Linked DNA regions of Homo sapiens: region 2 is linked to region 1. A link is a loop called in an ENCODE intact Hi-C map of the cell type or tissue named here. Cell type or tissue: IMR-90. All regions are shown on one strand.

Region 1 (8,000 bases):
CTGACCACTTCTGAAGTCCTTTAGGTGGTCTGGGACATCGCCTCACTGTCCACTGTATGGAGGACACTGATTGTGATGAGTTCCAACACTGCAGAAGACGCAGCCGGGAGAACTCCTAATGGAAGGGTTCTCCACCCAAGAGCTGGTTGGATGAAGGGTCAGCTTTTGTGGAATATTCTGGGGGCCTCATATCCGAGAACCAGGAGAGGCTGAAGAAGAGGTGGTGGGGGCAGGGCAAGCGATGCAGACGCACTCGGGACTGGACCACCTGACAGAGTTCATGGCTGGTGGGTGTGTCTAGGGCAGACCTGGAGCTCAGCTACTTAGCCCAGTTTGCCCTTTGCTGTAGCTTGTTCTTAGCGGGGTAATGCTAATAATGGGAGCGACCACCTTTTGAACAGTTATTATGTCCCTGCGACTTTTATAGAATTATATACACATTAACTCATTAAACACTCATATCAACCCTAGGAGGCGGGTGCTAAACCTTCCACCATTTTAGAAATGAGTGAAGAGCTAGGACACCCAGGACAGGTGTCTCAGCAGGAGTGTGCGGTAGGCAGGGGAGGGGGTCTCTGTCTCTGCCTCCTGCTATGACAGACGGCCCTGTGTGGGTGGCCCTCTCCTCCTGGTGGCTCTTCCTCCCACCTGCTTACTCCCGCTCCCTGTGACCTTAGGTGCTAACCTGGGGTTTTCTGGTGCCAGTTCACCTGATATCACTTCTCTGGTTATAGCTGGTTCTGACTTGTTCCTCCGTGGCTACTAGTGATGCCTAGATTTGGGTGGAGGGACCCTCTAATCAGTGTCAGCTTCCCTAGGATTCACAGCGTGAGAAAAGCCTCTTTGTTTCTTACTGCCACAACTACGTCATTTTATCTATTGGCTTTTGGACTTTTTTTTTTTAACCTAATATGTGTGTGCGTGTGTGTGTACACGTGTACATATCAGTGTGTATAGCTGAAATTAAAGTCTCATGAAATAACATACCCTTATGACTTATTTTTTTCCTCTCTTCTTTTTCTCTTTTCCTTTTCTTTCCCTTGTACTAATGGGTTCCAATCACAGTGTGACAATCTGATTGAACTACTCTCTCATTTTGATGGAACTGTCCCCCTTCTTGAACTTGGTTGAGGTTGGTGGGAATGAAGCCAATTTGGAAGGCAATGCGTGCATTGTTGCATTTCCAAATCACCACTCCTCCCTGCCAATATATTCTCCACATTCTGGACGGAGCTGGTGCATACTGGTGCTTCTCCTCCACAGGCAGGCACCTTCCACATGCAGCAAACCCCAGGGTGAAGGTGCCCAGCAACCTCTGTCCTGGGTCTAGCTGTCAACCCCAAGCCTGCCTCCCTGCTGTTTCTCCCAGGGCAGGGCTGTGGGGAGGAGAGGAGCTTGTCTACTGGGGCTTCAGTGGCTGGCTCTCTCGCAGCCCACCCTGATGTACTCAGATTCCTGAGGTGGGCATGCTGGGCCTGGCCTTCTTGGCCCCCCTTGTTGCCCAGGGACTCCTACAGTAGAAAGGCATCTTAAAGAGGTCATGCCGCCAATCTCTGCAGCAGCCAGTATAGGGGTTGTGTTCATTTCCCATTGTTGCTGTAACAAATTGACGCACATCGAGTGGCTCAAAACAACACAAATTTGTTCTCTATAGCTCTGGTCAGAAGTCCAAAACAAGTTTCACTGGACTAAACTCAAGTTGTCAGAAGGGCTGGTTTTCTTTGGAGGTTCTAGGGGAGAATCCTTTTTCTTGCCTTTTCTGGCTTCTAGCAGCTGCCTGTGTTACTAGCTTGTGCCAGGAATTCCTCTATCTTCAGAGACCATCATTCTAGTCTCCGCTTTCATCATCACTTTGCTGTCCCCTCTTCTGTATTCATTTTTCCCTCCACTTGCCTCTAATACGGACACTTGTGATCACATTTAGAATCCACCCAGCTAATCTAAGACAGTCTCTTCCTCTCAAGAACCTTAACTTTATCACATATGCAAAGGTCCCAGGTCCCAGAGATTAGGGCCTGGACGTCTTTGGAGTCAGTATTCAGTTTACTACAGGGGTTGTCCAGGCTCTGTCTTGAGGACCACGTGTTCTTACCCATCATCAGTTGGCCCAGTCCTGTGAGAGCGGTCAGGCTGGAGCTGCGTGCTCCTGGGGCCGAGTGTCCAATGCTTTCTGACTCCCATCTACCAAAACAAGAAAAATCAGTAGTTACTAGATATTTAACAAGTAACTGCTGTGTTCTACCACTTCCAGAGTTAGGGTTTTGCTCTTCAGTCAGATTCCTCTTGGAGTTTGTGGACAGACAGCCACAGAGTCTCAAAAGCAGAAGGAGATCGCATAAACATCTCCTTTGGCCCCTGGGCCAAATCAGCAAGATTCTCCAGGCTTGGCCCTTGATGCTAAAGAGAGAGATGAAGGAATCTAGGAAATCTTCTCTCAAGACAGCAGCCATGCCTACAAGACCATGCATTTCCATATAATTCTATTTCACACATCAGAAGGCGAACATTCCCTTGGCCGACATTGCATATTATCTTTGTTACATTCCTCTGTCACATTTCCCAGTAGATGAATAAGATCAAGCTTAGGTTCTCAGAAAAGCAAACAGGAAAATCACATTAATACTTTGTAAAGAATATCCTTCTCACTTTAGTTGTTGTAGAGTGCTGCTCCCAAGAAATTAACTGTACAGTCATTCAACACACGGATGAGGTGATGGACCATTTCATTGTAGTTGTATTTTGGGGCAAAGTGGGGCACGGAGGACAGTGAAGACTAATTTCTGTTGCTTGCTAGTTTTGTCTTTGAAAATCTGGCCCTGGACTCATTTCCTCAATTAAATTTTACATTTTCATGAAGACAAGAAAAATTTTGTTCTTTTGAGACCCTATGGCACCATCATGAACTGGTGGAGATGCCTGGGTGCCTGTCACAGAAAGGAAGAGGGGGTTGAGTCCACATTTTCCTAGGAGGAGAGCTCTCTCCTTGGCTTCTCTTCCCCTCCTCCACCCCTGCCCCTCCCTGTCCACCAGACACATCATTCCAGATGCCTCAGTGTTGGGAACACCCAGTGCCAGATCTTCACCTTGGCAGAACCCTGAGCAGGGCGCAGACATTGTGGGCCTAGTCCAGAAAGCCGACCCCGGGTCATATGCTGTAAGAAGTTCCACGTCATGACACAAGGGAAGGAGCGAAACCCTTCCAGCTGCTGCTTTTCTTGGTGGAACTTGATGATATGCAGTCCGGGAAAGCGATCATTCCTTCTAACACTGGATACAGCTAAATCCAAACAGCACGTGGCCACATCTAGCCTGCAATGGACTTGGCCTGGCCAGAGCAGGGCAGGAAGCCAGAACAAAGAAAAGGAGCCAGATATTATGAAATATTGGTCTGTGCTCAGCAGGCTTATGCAGCCTCCAGCAAGTATGTGGACAAGAATGCAGAGCTTGCCTATTTGTTTGTGAACATGAAGCTGCAGACAGGGAGCTGAGGGGAAATATTGATTAATTTGATTCCCTTTCAAAAGAGGAGAGCTGTAATCCAAGATGAGGGGCTATGGCTACTTACTTCCAGGGACACTATTTTTCCAGGAGCCTCAGTGAGACATGAGAGGAGGTGAGGAAGGTAAAGGTGAAGGTGGGGATAGGTGGGCCCCTGCGGATGTAATTAGACTGCTGGCACTGGGGGCCTCTGGAGGCAGTCAAGTTTGCTTTGGAGGAAGAATTTCTGAGGGGTAGGGAGGCTTCCTGTGAGGTGGGTCCTTGCCTCACCCCTTCCCCTTCTCCTGCAGGCTCCAGGGGTCTGACCGGGCTGCCTGTCTCTCTTCAACCACCCTCTTTCCCACCCGCAGTTGTGGCTCCTCAAGGCTTGCTGGGCACCCTGCCCTTTCTACTGTCACGTATGCTCTCCCTTCCCTTTGGGATGCTTTTTATTACTAAAAGCTACACAGCATAGAAAGCTTGCTGATTGGAAATCAGCTTACTATTCTGGTGTTAATCATTACTGGTCTCCTTTTAAATATGAGTGGAGCCAGGTAGGTCCGCATTCAAACATTCGTCTTCCCAGAATCCTCCTTGTTAGATGGTCTAGTTTGTTTCTCAAGACAAACCGACAGTCGCAGAGGCTGAGTACGTGACATAATTTTCCAACTCTGCGGTTTTATTTTGTTGAGACAAAAGACTCAGCATGTGTCCTAAGGCTGGAGGAAAAACTGATGGCATATCAATTTCTTTCTTAAGGGATTTTCAAGGGTAATTCTGATCTGGACTTAATTTTTGCCTGATTTGCTGTATTCAGAATCTGATCTCTCGTAAGTTGGGACTGTACTGTACCACAATTTTTATGCTTGCTTTTGTGTTTTTATTGGTCCAAGTGATCTACTGCTGTTTATCCTTTAGTATAGCATTTCTCAAGCATTCTGTGGGCTCCTGGGGCTCCAAGGACCTCTGCCTTGGCTTAGAGCTGTGCTGTTCAATATTGCAGTCACCAGCCACATACTGAAATGTAGCTGGTCTGAATTGAGATGTGCTGTTTGTGTGAAATACACATTGGATATCAAAGATGTTACAAAAAAACTAAAATATCTCATTAATAGTTTTTATATTGATAACATGTTGAACTGATAATATTTTTTATATATCAGGTTAAATAAAATATATTATTAAAATGAGTTTCAATTGTTTCTTTTTCTTTTTTTAAAAATGTGGCCACTAGAAACTTTGAAATTTCCTATGTGGTTCACATTGTATTTCTATTGGTTGGCTCTGAGTGAGGAAAACATTGGTTTACAGCCATCTCATTCTTCAGTTCTTTTATGCTTGAAAATCAAGCTCAACAATTCCCACCTTCCTTGTTTCCAGACCTTTTTCTCTGATTTTCATTTCTGAATGTTTGAGGATGACAGGTGTTCATTATGCCTTAATTTTCTTATTCAAATGTGCCTGGACTCCATTTGATTAATTTATTTCTGCAGTGAATCTTTAGAGCATTGATCTCAATCTTGGTGATCCTCCTGACTTACACAGGAAAATAGCTACTTTACTTGGTCCCATAATCCCTTCAGATTATGTCTAGTACATTGTGAATAAATATGCATTTTTAAAGGAGACTAGATGTGTTAAAAGTAAAACCTTAGAGGCCAGACGCAGTGGCTCACACCTGTAATCCCAGCACTTTGGGAGGCCAAGGCAGGCAGATCGCCTGAGGTCAGGAGTTCGAGACCAGCCTGGCCAACATGGCAAAACTGTGTCTCTACTAAAAATACAAAAATTAGCCAGGCATGGTGGCAGGCTCCTGTCATCCCAGCTACTCGGGAGGGTGAAGTGGGAGAATTGCTTGAACCAGGGAGACGGAGGTTGCAGTGAGCCAAGATCGCACCACTGCACTCCAGCCTGGGTGACAGGGTGAGACTGTCTCAAAAAAAAAAAAAAAAAAAGAATAGATGATAGACAGAATCAAACTCAAGTCACTCCCTGCCAGAGTCATCTGGCAGCAGAGTGGTAGCACACTGGTAGCAGAGTGAAGGCAGCCTGCTACCAGATAAAAGGTCTCAAAGTGGGGCTCAGCCACTTCAGTGGGTATACTAGACAATCCACCAGGTGCAGCAGGAAAATATCAGAACTGCTATTTACGTTTATTTTATCTAATTCTTTTATGATTTTAAATTTCTTGTCCATGTTTTATAATGAACATATTTATGTAGTATTACATGCTTCTAATTTGTAAATAGTGGAAAAAAATGGTTTGTAAATATTGGAAGGATGTGCTCAGATTTTTTACCAGTAAAGGTGTATGACCAAAAAGTTTTGGGACTACTGACCCAGAGAAGGTGATTTTGCCCCCTAGTGATAATTGAATCCCACTACTGTATCAGTGACTCTTTTGAATATATGCATTTCATTCATTTATTTATTCATTCATTCATTCGTTTAGGATCTATGAGGGTGTCGTTGTTTTGGTAACATTTACCTGCTCTCTGAGAGCCTGGATTCTAACTGTTATTTTCCTGCCTGCCTCATGGTTGGAGAACTTTGGCAGGCTTCAGGTGTTTGGGAGTGGCAGAATGAGTGAGGAAGGCCTTTTTTCTTAGACTTCCCAAGATGAGTTTTTAGTATTTAGCATGTCTTCAATGGGGAGAGATGTCTGGGTCAGGCCATGGAAAATAAAACCAGTTGACTTCAGGTGAAAGCTATTTCATTGGCCAAGGAGACGTTTAGCTGCTCAGAGCGAAGGCTAATGAATGACTTCTCACCTAGCAGTTGAGACTGCAGATGTCAGATCTTGCCAATACTTCCCCCAGGTTAACTAGGGGATGACTAGGTTAACTGATCAGCTGTTTTATTGTTTAAGACACAAAACATAAACTAGCTTATGAGTGATCGTCACACAAGAGCCTACACCCACCCACCCTCTTCTCAGTAGAAGATGACTCACTGGATAGCTCAACCACAGCTTCTTTGGAGTTCCTTTTCATCATTTATCAAAAATGAGGGTGGAAAACTGGAACAGTGCTTCCCAAACTGTTCTCAGTTTTGACCATTATTTATTCACTCCCCTCTATGGAAGATGAGGATTTGGGCCTTTCACCACGTTTCCCCATCTCCAGTACAGACACATTATTCTCATCCATCCATTCCCCCAATATAATTAGGTAATAATTTTGGTGAGATCAGTGTTTACATTATGACTACTTAAAACCTACTCACAGATGTATTAGCTTCGTATTGGTGCGGTAACAAATTGCTAGGAACTTGTTGGTTTAAAACGACACGAATTAATTTTCTTACAGTTCTGGAGACTAGAAGTCCAAAGTGAGTCTTATTTGGCTAAAATCAAGGTGTTGGCAGGGCCAGTTCTTTCTGGAGGCTCTGGGGGAGAATCCATTTCCTTGCCACCTCTATCCTTTAGAGGCCACCTGCATTCCTTGGCTCATGGTCTCTACCTCCATCTTCAAAGCCACCAGTGCAGCATCTTCTCTCTCACTGACTCTGATTCCCTCTGTTTCAGTCATCACATGGCCGCCTTCTTGCTTCCCTCTTAAAAGGATACTTGTGATTACATCGGGCCCATCAGATGATCTAGGATAATCTCCCCATTTCAAGACCCTTAATTTAATCACACCGTCCGAATCCCTCTAACCACATAAGGTAACTTGTTCACAGGTTTGGGGATTAGGACATGGATATCTTAACGGCTGAGCAGTATCCAGTAGTACCCTTGGTTTCACTTTCCACAGTTTCAGTTACCCAAGGTTACCTGCAGTCTGAAAATATTAAATGGAAAATTCCAGAAATACACAATTTATGTTTTCATTTGTGTGTTGTACTGAGTAGTGTGATGAATCTTGTGGCATCTCGCTCTGTCCTACCTGGGACATGAGTCATCCCTTTGTCCAGTATATTCACACTGCAGATGCTCTCTGCCCATTAGTAACTTAGTAGCTGTCTCAGTTATCAGATGGCTATTGGAGTACTGCATTGCCCATGTTCAAGTAAACCTTATTTTACTTCATCATGGCCCAAAGTGCAAGAGTAGTGATCCTGCAATTGGAGTGTGACAAAGAGACGCTGAAAGTGCTTCATTTAAGTGAGAAGATGAAAGTTTCTCTACTTAAGAAAAAAAAATCGTAGGCTGGGGTTGCTAAGATCTGCAGTAAGAATGAATCTGCTATCTGTGAAATTGTCTTCTGAAGAAAGAGAAATTCATGCTAGTTTTGCTGCTGCACCTCAAACTGTGGCAAAAGTTACAGCCAAAGTGTGTGATAAGTGCTTCATTAAGATGGAAAAGGCATTCAATTTGTGGGTGGAAGACATGAACTTCTAGAAATGTGTTCTGATTTATGGCAATGGGATTTGGTACTGTCCAAGGTTTCAGGCATCCGCTGGGGGGCTTGGAACGTATCTTCCAAGGATAAGGGGTAGGGACTGCTGTATTATATTATGATCACCTTTCCTTTCCTGGGCACCTTTCTGTTTCTCTCTAGTTAGTAATCATCTTTTTTGTT
Region 2 (8,000 bases), 90 kb after region 1:
ACCAGTCTGATATGGATGAGCTGCTTGAACCCTCCTGAGGGGTGGGGAACTTCTATCTAGGACGGTCAGAACACCTCAGTCTCGGGAAGCCAACTCCATACATTAGTTTGACTTGTGGATTGGCTCTTCTGGAGACACCTTTAAAGGTATCACTGATCAATCAGTAGCTATCACATCATCTCCCAAACCAGCCTGGCTCTCAGTTTCCAATGCATTACTGGTTGCAGGTAGCTCCCAGAAGAGGATATGCACTGTCTGGATAAGTTTGAGGATAAAAAGACAGAAAGACTTGGGTTCAAACCCCAGCTCCTCGACCTACTGCATGTCCTTTCTAAACTCAGGCTCCTCATCAATGAAAATGGGGGTACAGTACCCACCTCACAGGAATGTGGAGGTAAGAAATGATGTATAGTTGAATTTTGTGAATGGTGATACTCAACCACTTTTGACTTATAAGAACCACAATTTCATTCCATCAGGTTCAACCTAACATGTGCAGTATATAGTGGAGCTGAAAATAAAAAGGTTTTAAGGCACCAGATAGCTAATAAAGGGCCACTGGGATATAGACAAAACATTGGCATTTTAAAACATTTTGGACATACGTGGCTGCCTTCATCTGACTCAAAGCAAAAACTGATCAGTGGTGAGGCAGGCACTGTCACTTTTCATCACAGTCATTTGAAACAAAGGATTTTATAGCTAAGCAGGAGAAGATTCCTTCCAAAGAAGATGGAGACAGACCAGACAGTGAACGCTGTCACTATGTCATTGGTGGCACCTTGGGCCTGGTCAGTCGCCAACCCTCTGCTTCTTGGGCGTCCAGGTCGAGTGTACTGACAGACGACATAATGGACACTGTTGCTTCCCCCAGCAGCCACTGCCCTCTTCCTTTTCCTAACAACATCCCTAGTGTGCCCAGAAAGCCACCCTCCTGCTGACACCCACGAGGCTCAGAGAAGCTCAGACCTTGCACCTCAGGTGGACTGTCAGCAGAGCCTACTTCTTGGGCCAGTTACTGGCCCAGCCGTGGCAAAGTTACCTGAGTGGGACCAATTCAGCTGAGGAATGAGGTGTCGCATGCCATGTTCCTACCCACTGGACAGAAAAAGAAGGTGTTGTCCTAAGGCTGCTGGCTGCCATCTGCTGACCATGCGGAAACCAGCTTGAGGCAAAGACAGTGCCTAGGACGGCATGGCCAAAGAGATACAGACGACCCTGGTGACATCTCCAAGCCCCATCTCTGGACATCCTGCTGTGAGAAATGGTAACTCCTCATTGCTGAAGCCAGGTTGGGTTGGGATTTTGGCTTCCCACAGCCAGAACATTCCAACTGGTATGGAGGGAGAACTTGTTTGCAAAGTGTCATGCATGAGGCAAACATGCAGGGTCTGGCTGCATCTCCTGTTTCTGAGCTCTGTGCTCTAGCTTAGGGGGATTATTTGGCATCAGTTTCCCCTGGACTCTTCTATAACTTGGGTAAATGAAGCCCCCTCCCTAAGAAACCTTTTCATGAGACATGAAAACAATCAAATAGAGGATCTGCGACAATTTTCTATACAGGTGACACCTGCCAGTAGGGAACGAGAACTAAGGCCACCAAAGTGTCACAGCACGGGCAGAAGGTGGGCTTCAGTGAGCCCTGCAGGCAGGAAGTACCAGACCCCTCCTGAGGAGCAAACAAGTCCTCTGGCGTGGCTGTTTCCTGGAGCTTTCAGAGGGACAGAGATGTGATATCTGAACAGTACAAAGGCAGGGGCTAGGAGGCAGTCCAGGGAATGTGACCCAAGGACACCACACAATCCAGTCTGGTTGGAATGGATGGTTCACAAGGAGAAGTAGAGAGAAACTTAGAAAAATCAGCTGAGGGTGTGATGCCAGATCAAGGAGTTTGAACTGTATCTTCTAGGCAATAGGGAGCTATTATAGGTCTTGGAGCAGAGCAGCCTGGAGGTTCTCTGGGAGAACAGAGGTAGAAAAACCAGTTAGGAGCTCCCAAGCTCAGAGTCTCCCCATTTAATACAGGAGAGGAGAGCCTGAGTGTTAGAATGGGGGGCCTAGAAGGGAGCGCACAGAGGAAGCTGGTGGGTCACACTCTGCATGAAGTGGGCACAGGAGCATGTTCCTGATGGCAATTCGAGTCCCAAAGTCTGCAGATGATTTAAATTTAAATAAATTCTGATGAACTCAAAGCTCATCCTTTAATAAAACTTCCACTCATTCACATCTTAATGGGCCTTCTTGGTGGTGAGAGAAGAGGATAAAGTCACAGCTATGTTGAGGGCCCTGCAGAAAGGAGAATATAGTGGGGCCCTGACTTCATGTCCTTCATTCAGGTCTTCAAGGCTCTTGTGGAACACGGGCTGAGAACTTCTGGGCCAGCCACAGGTGAGAGGCCAGAGGTCTGTGGCTGCCTTCTTAGCTGGGTTTTAACATCACCTCCAGTCAGCCTTGTTCATCTCTAGGGGAGTGTCCCTGTGAGCCTAGAAATCCTGCAGCTGAGAAATCTAATTAAACTCAGTGTTTCCTCAGTCTTTTCCAACCCATACACCCATTGATAATAAAGAGAAACTCTCTCATGCCCCAAACTGACCTGTAAAGTTCAGTATCCCCTTCTCCCTCATTCATAAGACTCTCTTCTGCAAAGTCTGCTCCTCAAGACCAGTGGATTCTATCAACCTTTACTTTCTGAAATCGGTATTTTATATCAACATCTATCTATATATTTTACTTTTCAATGTAAAATTATATCACTGCCATGCTCTTTCAAATAGGCATGCCCCCAACTGGACATTCTCCATACAACCCCACCAACTAAGAACTACTGTGCTGAACTACATTAAAGTGCTGATATGACCATTTTTGACCAGTGTCCCATGGTCCTGCCATAAGAACCAACTAACCTTACCACCACCATGGTATGGACAGTTCTTCTCAAGAGAGGACACCTGCGTGCCCAGTAAGACATGCCCTCAGCTGGAGTTCCGACATCTGATCTCTAGGAGGAAAGAAGAGAAGCCAGGAGCTAGAAAGAAACCAGAAAGAGGGAGAGTTCATTGACATTTGAGGTTAGGAGAAGGAAAAAAAAAGGATAAAATAAGAAAAGGGACAAAAGGTTTAAAAAGAGAATGGAAAGACAGCAAGGAGAGACTGTCTTACCAGGGGGTGGAAGGGAGACCACCCTGAGATCCTCAGCTCAGATCTAGACCAGGGAACTGAAGAGGAACTCACACTGGGGTGGCAGGGAGGAAGGCACCAGGGAGGAACATGAGCAGGAGGAACAGTGGGAATATTTGTGAGTGTTTACCCTAAAGGAATGACTGGACTGGCAGTTGTAAGAGGAACTATGTCAAGCACAGTTCAAACACTTTTTGTATACACAAAATATCAAGGTGCTAATTTCAGACACTGATTCTCCTCCCACAAAGTATCTAGTGATAACTGTCATAGCTAAGGAAATGGTTGGAATTATAGGCGTTCCTAGTTCAGTTCACCAAGAGGGCCTGGAAGCAATGACAGTGCAGTAGCAATCAGTATACCCAGCACCCAGATCTGTGTTTCTAAAAATCTTTCTCTACAAAAAGGAACCAGAGCTCCTTGGAGAAATGGTTTATTCCAGGGCTAGGGCAGGGAAAGTACAAGACAAGCTTGGAACATTTTGTAGTGCCAGAATGTAAAAGTATTAAAAAAAAAATGATGGGGAGACAGTGAAAAGGCACAGGAGCCAGCATGAAAGAGCTCCCAACAGCTAAATCTTGGATAATTTTAGTACCAAAATTAAAAAGTAATAGTAATGAATTATAACCCATAGAATAAAATATCCATGAGTCAATATTGATATGAATAAATAATTAGGAGAGAAAGGACAGCTCTTCCTTAGAGAATTCCAATTAAAAAATGTAGAAGCAATCATGGAAATAGATCACCATTTGGCAAACATCACAGTAATAACTGTTGCAGGCAAGATCTGCTGATAGATACTAAAATTAGTGGGTGAAAAAGTATGATGAGAGGATATTTGCATAGTCTCAAAGATTCTTCCCATGAGGTGCATATTAATTACAAAGGTAAAAATAGAAACTACAGTAGAGAAGCCTGGCAGACATGCCCTGAACCAAGTAATCAAAATTAACATCACCTGTAATAACCTATTGACGTAATGTACCCCTTTATATGATGCACTGAGACAAGACCTCACTTCTGTGGTTTTCTTGCCCAAAATGCGTAACTTCAATCTACATTTCTAAATGGGGATTCGTGATTCTCGCTCCAGTTCTAGCTCTGAATAAGGTCTGTAGGTTAGCTAATAGAGAAAATCTTAAACCCAATTTAAGGGATGTTCTACCAAATACCTGGCCAGTACTTGACAGGGCTAAGGTCATAAAAGACAAGGGAAGATGGAGGAGCTGCCTCAGATCGGAGGAGACTAAAGAGACACAGCAACTTAATGCAGTGTGGGATTCTGGTTTGCGTCCTGGACCAGAAAGGGAATATTAGTGGGATGATTTTGAATAAGGTCTGCAGTTTAATGTGTTGTGTGAATTTCCTGGTTTTGATCATTACATTGTGCTCTGTAAGATGTTATTAGTAGGGGAAGTGGGGAGAAATGGTTTATGTAACTTTTTTGTAAGTCTAAAATGTATTCAAAATAAAAAAGTTATTTTAAATTATCTATTTTTAAAATAAATTAGATAAGAAACATGAGTTTTTGTTTTGTTTTGTTTTTTTGAGACAGGGTCTCACTGTGGCCTTGCCCAGGCTACAGTACAGTGGCATGATACCAGCTCACTGCAACCTCAAATTCCTGGGCTCAGGCGATCCTCCCATCTCAGCCTCCCAAATAGCTAGGAGTATGGGCACGGGCCACCAGCCTGGCTAATTTTTAAATTTTTTGTAGAGAAAGGGGTCTGGCCATGTTGCCTAGGCTGGTATTGAACTCTTGTCCTCAAGCAATCCTCCTGCCTCAACCTCCCAAAGTGTTGGAATTACACATGTGAACCACCACACCCAGCTGAGAACATGAGTCTCTATAAATATTAATGACATGTAAAATGACATGAACGTGGTTTGCTCTAAAATCCTCCAGCAAACAAAGTAGACAGACAGAACCCGACAGGGGGATACTGATCACTGTGGAAGATGGTGGAGTTCTTTATATATTTGTACTCTTTTGTGTTTACTTGACAAAATAAATAAGTTAAAAAGGAAACAGTAAAGAATTAAAGAAATCACTATTTATAAATTACAAGAGAATTCTGAAGAGTAACAAGAAATAAATCGATATTCAGGAAAAACAAAACTAGGCCCTCTCTGGAGAGATGGGAGGCAGATGCATGCCCTATGAGCTGATGCACATTTTGCCCGGATCAAAGAATAGCTTCCAACAGAAGCTAAAGCCAAAACAGACAAACCCAGGGAATATCAGCTAGAAGAGAGGAAAGACTTACCTCCAACATGAGTGGGCATCTCAGCCACCAGGCATCATCTCTCTAGTGATCATTCTGCCACCTGCCCCTCTCTTAGGCAGAATTGGCAGCAGGTGGGGATATGGGGCAGTGGCTGCAGGCAGGAGTCTAGGGTCCACATCTGGACCTGGCTGACTGTACATGCAGTGGCCAATCCCAGCAAAGCACTGAGATCAGGGCCTTAGGGCAAAGCTCATAAACCAGGAAATATGGGTGGGGGCCTTGTGAGGCAAACTGGCAACTAAGCAGAGACCAGCCTTTGAGACTGGAGGACGTGGGGGCTGCTTCTAATTAGCTGCTAAGTCTTCCCAATCCCCTAGTCCCTAACCCCTCCCAACTCCATCCTCCTATCCCCACTCTCAGGCCCTGCCAGAATAGTGTTGATGGAAGGCAGGACAGACTGGCCTGCATGGACCTGCACTGGGCATTTCAGGTTTCTGAGTTACCCTTCCAAGGGGAAAATGGGAAGAAAGTTTTGCTGGGGATGGACAGAGCAACATTCTGCTAGAAACAGCACGGTGGATAGAGCATAGGTCCTGGAGTTCTGATTGCCTGGGGATTTCTACCAACTTTACCACTTATGAGCAGGCAGTCTACACCGCTGTCTGATGAATACCCCACTCCCATACCCCCCAGGCAGGTTAGCTTTGAGACATGTTCTACACTGGTTCCCAGGGTTCCCCAGTGGGATTAAGTCCCAGGGTTACCCACTGGTAACAAGCGTGACACACATACTTTTTGGCTGCCTTCCCTTCCCTCTCTCACTTTCTCACTCCCCATTCATGTTTACAAGTCTATTGGGACTGAATACAAATCATCTACTTGTTAAAGAATCCTTGTCTTAGGATCTCAGGATCTGCTCCTGGGAGACTTAAAAAAAAATAGATCTAGTCCTGAATCCAGAGGAGAACCTTAATAAACATAGATATTACTGTATTTTGTCACTATGGAGACATGGAAAGCCACCCTTGCACTTCTACCTACTGTGAATTAGGTAGCCAAAGTGTGGTAGTAGGAAGCCAACAAGCAATTGGGCAGTCAGTGGTCACTACAAAACACTGTCAGTCTATTTCCCACACTCCTGTGGCACCTGCCCCTCCTCCCAACAACCTGCATAAGCCAGCCAAACTGAAGGATCATGCAAAATCTTCAGGAAGGTTTTCAAAAGACAACAGATGGAGGCAAGGAGTACATTAATCGGATCTCCAGCCCTAAAGAAGATAAAGAGGCCTTTCCCCATCACCACATCGAAATGTTCCTGGATAATAAACACACAATTCTCTAGGAGGAAAATTCACAATGTTGGAGAATAACTGGGCCAAGTTGCTTACTGGGCAACAGACCCAGTGATTTCCCCTTTCTCCAGACCAATTTTCACTGCTGTGGGGCTATCACAGCCTGGAGAGGCTGCCAGTCTCACTGACAACAGAACAGCAGCAAGGAGGCAAGGGAAGTGAGAGAGCCCAGGTGGGCCTCCTTGGCCTTAGAGACTGAAGAGACTTGGAGCTAAGCCGCTGTCTTCCACAGGACTGCAGCCTGGTCTGACTGACACTGTCTGCTTGGTCCTAATGTCTGACTGTTCAGGGCAGTCTGTGCACCAACTGCCTCCCCAGGGCACTGGCGACAAAGGGATAAGAATTCTTTCAGACTGAAGGCCTCCATGCCCCACTTCATCTGTCTCCTGGCTCTGCTGAAATGTGCAGGGGCCAGGATCCCAGCATCACAAGAAATATGACTGTGCAGTGACAAGGAACTCCCTCTCAGTTTTAAGCAGCCCACCCTCCTTTGTACACTTACTCTGAGAGCACAAAAGCAGAGCTGGAATGTGCCTCTCCTGCACCTGCTGTCCGTAATCCTGTCTCCCAGTGAGCCCACTTCTGAGCAGTCATGCAAGCTCACCCTGTCTGCAGTCAGATCTGGCTGGCACCCCAGCCTGTTGAGCTCCTGCTGCGTCTCAGTGCTATGCTAGGTCCCTCACACGCATACACAGCCTTGCTAAATCCTTCCTTGCCCCTGCTCAGCAGGGTGGTGCAATTTGTCTCCATTTTCCATCCAGAGAGAGGCTCAGAGGCTGAACCATGTGTCAACAGTCCAGGATTCAACACCAAGCACGTCCACCTGTGCTGCCTCTCAGAGACAAGGGCTGCCCAGATGGAGTCTTGCCATGAGGAGGTGAGAGGTGGCACTTGGAGGCATGGGCCTCCCAGGATAATACATTTTGTCTCTACTTAGTGCCTTCCTGAAAACAGAGGCTGATTCTTTAGGATGTGCGGGTGGGCATGAAGGTCCAATGGTCACTGATGCAAAGGACCCCACTGCCCTCTGGGCTTACAGAGCCTCCAATGAGATGGGATCCGTACAGGACAGATGGTCTTTGACATGAGCCATTCCACACAGAGGAATAAAAAACAGATCAGCCCTTTTCCTGCTTGGGCAAGGACATGACAGGTGCCCTAACAAAGCGTCCTCCAGCCTTGCCCCTGCTCCATGCCAGGACAGCTGCATGCTTCAGTGCTTCTCGGCTGTCTTGCCCTA

The links. Peaks named below come from ENCODE experiments on the same cell type or tissue, not always from the same donor. Only the 100,000 strongest peaks of a DNase experiment are listed, where the experiment ranks them.
Region 2: it touches region 1 in a loop (2.1-fold over the local background); 6 of 110 quality-filtered maps call a loop at or near these places.

The regions. Positions count from the first base shown.
Region 1 is chr3:42,998,080-43,006,079 of GRCh38, forward strand. All of the region lies in intron 1 of GASK1A (golgi associated kinase 1A), which reads left to right. Among named protein-coding and RNA genes, the nearest start is that of GASK1A, 23 kb to the left of the region's middle. In IMR-90, no CTCF peak of the experiment used is centred here; a DNase peak (open chromatin) is centred at 3,302; H3K27ac peaks cover 776 bases.
Region 2 is chr3:43,087,585-43,095,584 of GRCh38, forward strand. All of the region lies in intron 1 of POMGNT2 (protein O-linked mannose N-acetylglucosaminyltransferase 2 (beta 1,4-)), which reads right to left. POMGNT2-AS1 (POMGNT2 antisense RNA 1) reads left to right here. Exons shown (of 2, transcript XR_007095896.1): 1 at 1-146; 2 at 228-4,704. Among named protein-coding and RNA genes, the nearest start is that of POMGNT2-AS1, 5.6 kb to the left of the region's middle. In IMR-90, no CTCF peak of the experiment used is centred here; no DNase peak of the experiment used is centred here.